2 separate regions of the Homo sapiens genome follow, and region 2 is linked to region 1. Evidence: chromatin contacts called from ENCODE Hi-C or POLR2A ChIA-PET data. All regions are on one chromosome and are shown on one strand. The core of a region is the stretch at or near the end of the contact, and the rest is flanking DNA. Distances in the headings are between cores, read along the strand shown.

Region 1 (2,895 bases), core at 101-2,600:
CCTCAAGTGCTTCACCCACCTCAGCCTCCCAAAGTGCTAGGATTACAGGCATGAGCCACCACACCCTGCCAGGGTTGGTTTCTTCTAAGGGCTGTGAGGAAGAATCGGTTCCATGCCTCTTTCCCAGCTCCTGGGGATTTGCTGCAATTTTTGGCATTTCTTGGCTTGTAGATCTCTGCCCTCATCTTCACAGGATGTTCTCCCTGTGTTTCCAAATTTCCCTTTTTTATAAGGACACTGGTCATATTGGACTAGGTCCTACCCTAATGATTTCCTCTGTAAAGATCTTATCTCCAAATAAGATCACATTCTGAGGTACTGGGAGATAGTACTCCATCCAGCATATGTTTTTGGCGGGGACACACTTCAACCCATAACGTCACCACTCATGAATGCCCTGGAATGTCTGTGTTACATGTGCTCACAAAAGTTTGTTTGGTTTTTCTCTTCTCTTCCATTATGTAGAATACCCTAAGGTATTTGAATTACCCACTGTTCCTCTTAGATCATTCCCTCCCAGCTGATGGAGGAACTTGGGAAAAGCTGCCAACCAACTCAATATTTTGCCTCCCTTAACTGGGAGATCACATTACTATGGGCAAAGTGCTCTTCATGCAAATCTCCATGGGTTTGAGGAAGAGGTCTGTGAATTCCAAATATTCAAGAGGGCACTGGGCAAGTGGCCCTACCTTTTTTCTTTCTTTCTTTCTTTCTTTCTTTCTTTCTTTCTTTCTTTCTTTCTTTCTTTCTTTCTTTCTTTCTTTCTCTTTTTTTTTTTTTCTGAGACGGAGTTTTGTTCTGTCACCCAGGCTGGAGTGCAGTGGCGTGATCTTGGCTCACTGCAACCTCAGTTTCTGGGTTCAAGTGATTCTCCTGCTTAAGCCTCCCCAGTAGCTGGGATTACAGGCACCCACCACCATGCCCGGCTAATTTTTTATTTTATTTTTAGTAGAGACGGGGTTTCACCATGATGGCCAGGCTGGTCTCAAACTCCTGACCTCAGGTGATCCACCAGCCTTGGCCTCCCAAGTGGCCCTGCCTTTTTAAAATAAAAATATAAATATAGGCTTTATTTCCTCTTTGGAACGCTCTAATCAAAACAAACTGGGCCACGCATGGTCACAATAACAGGTGGCTCGGGAGGTCCCTTGTGGCTTGCTGGCTGCAGACCTGGCCTCGTAGAGCCCGGGAGGGAGTGACATTGGCCCCTCATGCAGCGGGGCAGCCAAGCGTGCCTGCAGCTGGCCGAGGCCAGCTCTTGACTCACAGAATGACTAACAACGGGGAAGCGTAGACAATGGCGAGAACAATGTGGGAGAGTTGTTGCTGGAAGGAAGTGAGACTTGTCAGGGCTTCCCCCCAGCTGCTCACAAGGTAGTGCTTGGTGAAGCATGCCTTTCTCCTCAAAGTCTAAACAGGATCAGTGAAAACGTAACCAGCCCTCATGAGCCTGTAATCTGGGATTACAGGTGTGAGCCACTGCACATGGCCTGCCCCACAGCTTCTATGATGAGCCCCTCACCCCGTTTATACCACTTAAGTCTTCTCCTGGCCAGAGGTGATGCCCACACTGGGCCAGGCTGGGTCCAAGTGTGGAGTCAGGTCATCTTTCCCGGAGGGATTTACACAGAAGAGCAGGGGTCACACCCAGGGACACTGGGATGGGACGTCTGGCCCAGAAGTGGCTTCTGAACTCAATGCCCCGTGGTCTCTGTCACTTGAAGTTCTGCAACTCTAAATCTCTATTTTTATATATTTCATTGATTAAAGGCAAGAAACACTTAACTTTTGTTGAGTTTGAATAGAAGTAACTGCCCTTATATTTAACAGTGAGTAAATGTACAACGTTCCTTTTGAAATGAGGTCTTCTCCATCCCACTCGATTTCCCATATGGGAGTGTTGAAGGAATCTAGAATTCACTGTCTTCACAGTCCCCTTCACCTTGCTCAGAATCTATGTTGAAATTTTTAAAGTCCATTTTCTGTGCTGATTAAACTTTCACATGTTAGCCTTTGAGGCAGATATGGCATTTTGGTAATGTGGTATACAGATTACTGAATAATTACATAAGCTCTGGACAGCCACATTTCCTAACATGCATGTGCCTCTTCTCACGGGGCCCAGGACAATACTTCCAACTAAACAATTCCAAGAAGTTTTATTCAAATAACACTCTCTCTGAAGAATTTCTCCTGTTTAATGGGAGCTAGGGGATATAATTAACTTGAACACTTGATTTGGAATAAGACAGTAGAGATTTTAGAAATTGAGGGATTTGAAATATCAAACTCACTCCTAGGATTTAGACCCAGACAAGAAAAAGCTTAAAAATAAAAACAACATTACAATTATTAAATTTATAGTCCAAATTTAGATATGTGTAATGAATAGTCACTTTTTTTCTTCTTATCTGGAGGCTGAACAATCCCGAGCTGGGATTTTTTTTTTCTTTAATATGAAAGAAAAGAAAAATTAGTGTCTGGGAATGAAGGGTACTTATGACCTTTCTCCAGCCTCCTGGAGTGATGTTTGGGGACCTTTGCTGAAGTAAGTAGAGTTATTCATGTTGAAGACAGCTCGAGAATGAAGCACACAATTACACGGGGAGAAGAGATAAGAGAAAAGAGATCCATTTATTATTAGAGTCAACCTTTAGAGAGTTGTTGTGCTTTTTGAATGAACTTATCAGTGACAAAAAGTTAAAGTGTAGAAGCAGAAGGCATTTATTCAGATGGTATCTTTCACATCGTGAAATAATGTTATAAAACACAGAGGGCTTGGGCCTGGGAATTTCTGAGCCTGTGTCAAGGTTTAATTATTGGATTTTTATCAAAAATCTGCTTTTTTCCTGATGGTTTCAGGCTTCAACTAATGAGAGATTATTTAAACGTGCT
Region 2 (2,895 bases), core at 263-2,762, 180 kb before region 1:
TGGAATCCTATTTTGTGACTGGTTTATTTCACTTAGCACAATGTCTTCAAGGTCCATCCATGTTGTAACTTGTGTCCTACTCTATTCTATGTATATATCACATTTTGTTTATCCATTCATCCCTCAATGGACACCTTTTGGGTGTTGTGAATAGTACTGCTGTGAATATGGATGTACAAACGGTGGTGTCCTTTGAAGCAAAAATGTTCTTAATTTTGATGAAGTCCAAAGTATCTATTTTTTTTTCTTTTGTAGCTTGTGCTTTTGGTGTCATGTCTAAGAAACCATTGCCTAATCCAAGATCGGAAAGATTTATCCCTATGTTTTCTTCTAAGAGTTTAATGTATTAGTTCTTACATTTAGGTCTTTGATTCTTTTGAGTTGATTTTGGTATATGCCATGAGGTCACAGTCATAGTTTATGGAATGCGGCCCTAAACTTAAGCTCTAGTTGTTGGTCTGCTTTGGTTATGCTGAAAAGTTGCAGCATAAATACTTTTCGCAGGGATCCCTCCTCCACAATGCTGCCACTCCACCCTGCAGGACTCTAAGTCCAGCCTCTCTTGGCCCTGAATGATTGAGAACTCTGGAACAAAGACCTTGGCAATAATGTTTTTATATCCATTTCATTTTTCCTCATTGGTCATAACGGCTTTATTCTTTCTCACTTATCCACCCCACAACATAATTTATGTTAGGTGGAAAATTGCCCCTAACTTTAGTAAGCCTCTTTGGGGTGGGAAAATCCTCACCTGTATGGAGGCATTGCCCCTTGATTCTTGGTTTCTGAACCACATTCCTGCAGAGTGGTGCCCTGCGGGAATCTTGGTATTATACTTTAAGGCAACTTCCTTCCCATTTAAGAAATTAAAAAGATTTAGACAAAGAAAAATGACAGAGTGGTGTTGAGGAGTGGTGTTGGCAAAGCTTGTAGTCTTCACAGTATGGGAAGGGAAAAATAGTTTTAGGCTCTTTCCCTATTTGCCAGGCCAGTCATTAAGTGACAAGCTTTTCCTGGTTTTTCCTTTTTTTTTTTTGAGAAGTTTTGCTCCCACGCCCAGTCTGGAGTGCAGTGGCGCGATCTCGGCCCACCCCAACCTCCACCTCTTGGGTTCAAGCAATTATCCTGCCTCAGCCTTCCGAGTAGCTGGGATTACAGGCGCGCGCCACTGCACCTGGCTACATTTTTGTATTTTTAGTGGACACGGGGTTTCACCATGTTGGCCAGGCTGGTCTTCAACTCCTGACCTCAGGTAATCTGCCACCTTGGCCTCCCAGCATGCTAGGATTACAGGCGTGAGCTACTGCACCAGGCTGGTTTTTCCATGTTGACAAATGATTTTTGCTTTTCAGTGGGAACAAAAAGAAGAACAAAAGCAAACAGCCCCAGACTGTTTAGAAGGATCCCCTTGGCTTGCCCTGTGTGTAAACGACACCGAGATTTTCTGTATAATCAGAGATTCTCAAGAGTTTCAGTTCCCCTTGCTGTTTAAATTAGCAGGACTTGAATTCCTAGAACAAATATGCCTAGCATTGTGGCAGGACTGGAGTTCCTGGTTTAGCTACTTATATTTTAAACCTCCTTCCCTTATTTTTTGGACATAGAAAGGTAGAAGATATAATACTATCAATTTTTTTGAAGTGGTGGGCATTATTTTGTAAATTAAAAATGTTAGATGTAATGTAGTTAAAGGTTCTTATCACTTGACTGCTGAGCACAAGAAAAGCCCAAACCAGGCTACTTGTTGTAGGTCCTCTGGTTTCAGAATGATTTATGCTCACTTTACTAGCACATATTTAGTTGCCTTGAACCTTCTCAACTGTAGCTTCCTCTTACAGAACACAGTGCCCCACAAGGAGACTTTGAATCTGTGATCTCCTCCCAGGTTTTAGCCGAAGCCCACAACCCACTGAGCATGTGAAGCAAGGGCCATTGGTGGATGGGTCTTATGTCCATATGCAGGTTGAATATTCCTAATCTGAAAATCTAAAATCCTAAATGCTCCAAAATCTGAAACTTCTTGAGTGGCAACATGATGCTCAAAGGAAATGCTCAGTGGAGGGTTTTGGATTTTTGGATTAGGGATGCTTAACTGGTAAGTTTAATGCAAATGTTCCAAAATCTGAAAAAATCCAAAGTCCAAAATGCTTCTGGTTCCAATCATTTTGGATAAGGGATAGTCAGTCTGCACTTGATATACCTCTAGAGGCTGTGAAATCTTAGGCAGTTCAAAAGTCATGTTGTTTGGCTGGGTGCAGTGGCTCACGCCTGTAATCCCAGCACCTTGGGAGGCCGAGGCGGGCAGATCACCTGAGGTTGGGAGTTCGAGACCAGCCTGACCAACATGGAGAAACCCCATCTCTACTAAAAATACAAAATTAGCTGGGCGTGGTGGCGCATGCCTGTAATCCCAGCTACTCGGGAGGCTGAGGCAGGAGAATAGCTTGAACCCGGGAGGCGGAGGTTGCAGTGGGCCGAGATTGCACCACTGCACTCCAGCCTGGGCAACAAGAGTGAAACTCTGTCTGAAAAAAAAAAAAAAAGTCATGTTGTTTTAACTATTCATTGCCATTTGTTGGTTGGGCCTCTTCAACCATTGTGATCCAATCCTAGTTCAATCCCTTGTTGAATTCAAGTATTGAGGTCTTAGGATGAATGAACAAGGCTTTGGGCTGGCACATAAAGGTGGGACACCCACAGGTCCTGCTCTTTGGGAGTTTGGGTAAGTGTATTTTATTCCCGAGATGCACTTGTAAAAATATACATGGTAGGCCATAGGTGGTCTCACAGTTTGTCTGTAGTAGTACAGTTACTGTTTGATTCAGGGGAGTGAGAGGTGAGTCTGTTTCAGAGCAGGTGCCTGGGGGACAACCTGGAGAGGAAGGTTGAGCCTGC

Evidence for each region. Hi-C counts contacts between places; a loop is a spot of excess contacts on that map. ChIA-PET counts read pairs that join two places held with the same protein, here RNA polymerase II (POLR2A). Pooled maps may share reads with other maps.
Region 2: a map with no recorded cell type shows a loop between it and region 1 (7-fold over the local background). The contact joins two enhancer-like sites. A Hi-C loop is called at or near these places in 10 of 37 single-sample maps with no recorded cell type and 6 of 50 pooled maps. POLR2A ChIA-PET finds 5 or more read pairs at or near these places in 3 of 52 experiments (PC-9, Panc1 and activated CD4-positive, alpha-beta T cell).

The regions. Positions count from the first base shown.
Region 1 is chr13:40,444,091-40,446,985 of GRCh38, reverse strand. The region is part of intron 6 of LINC00598 (long intergenic non-protein coding RNA 598); the gene reads left to right. Among named protein-coding and RNA genes, the nearest start is that of LINC00598, 35 kb to the left of the region's middle. RefSeq lists enhancers at 721-1,326, 1,136-1,435. Within about 2 kb of position 1,350, at least 13 of the 41 ENCODE cell types and tissues checked have a DNase peak (open chromatin) inside an H3K27ac peak, as active enhancers do.
Region 2 is chr13:40,628,793-40,631,687 of GRCh38, reverse strand. The region is part of intron 1 of FOXO1 (forkhead box O1); the gene reads left to right. Among named protein-coding and RNA genes, the nearest start is that of FOXO1, 36 kb to the left of the region's middle. RefSeq lists an enhancer at 1,505-1,604. Within about 2 kb of position 1,512, at least 3 of the 41 ENCODE cell types and tissues checked have a DNase peak (open chromatin) inside an H3K27ac peak, as active enhancers do.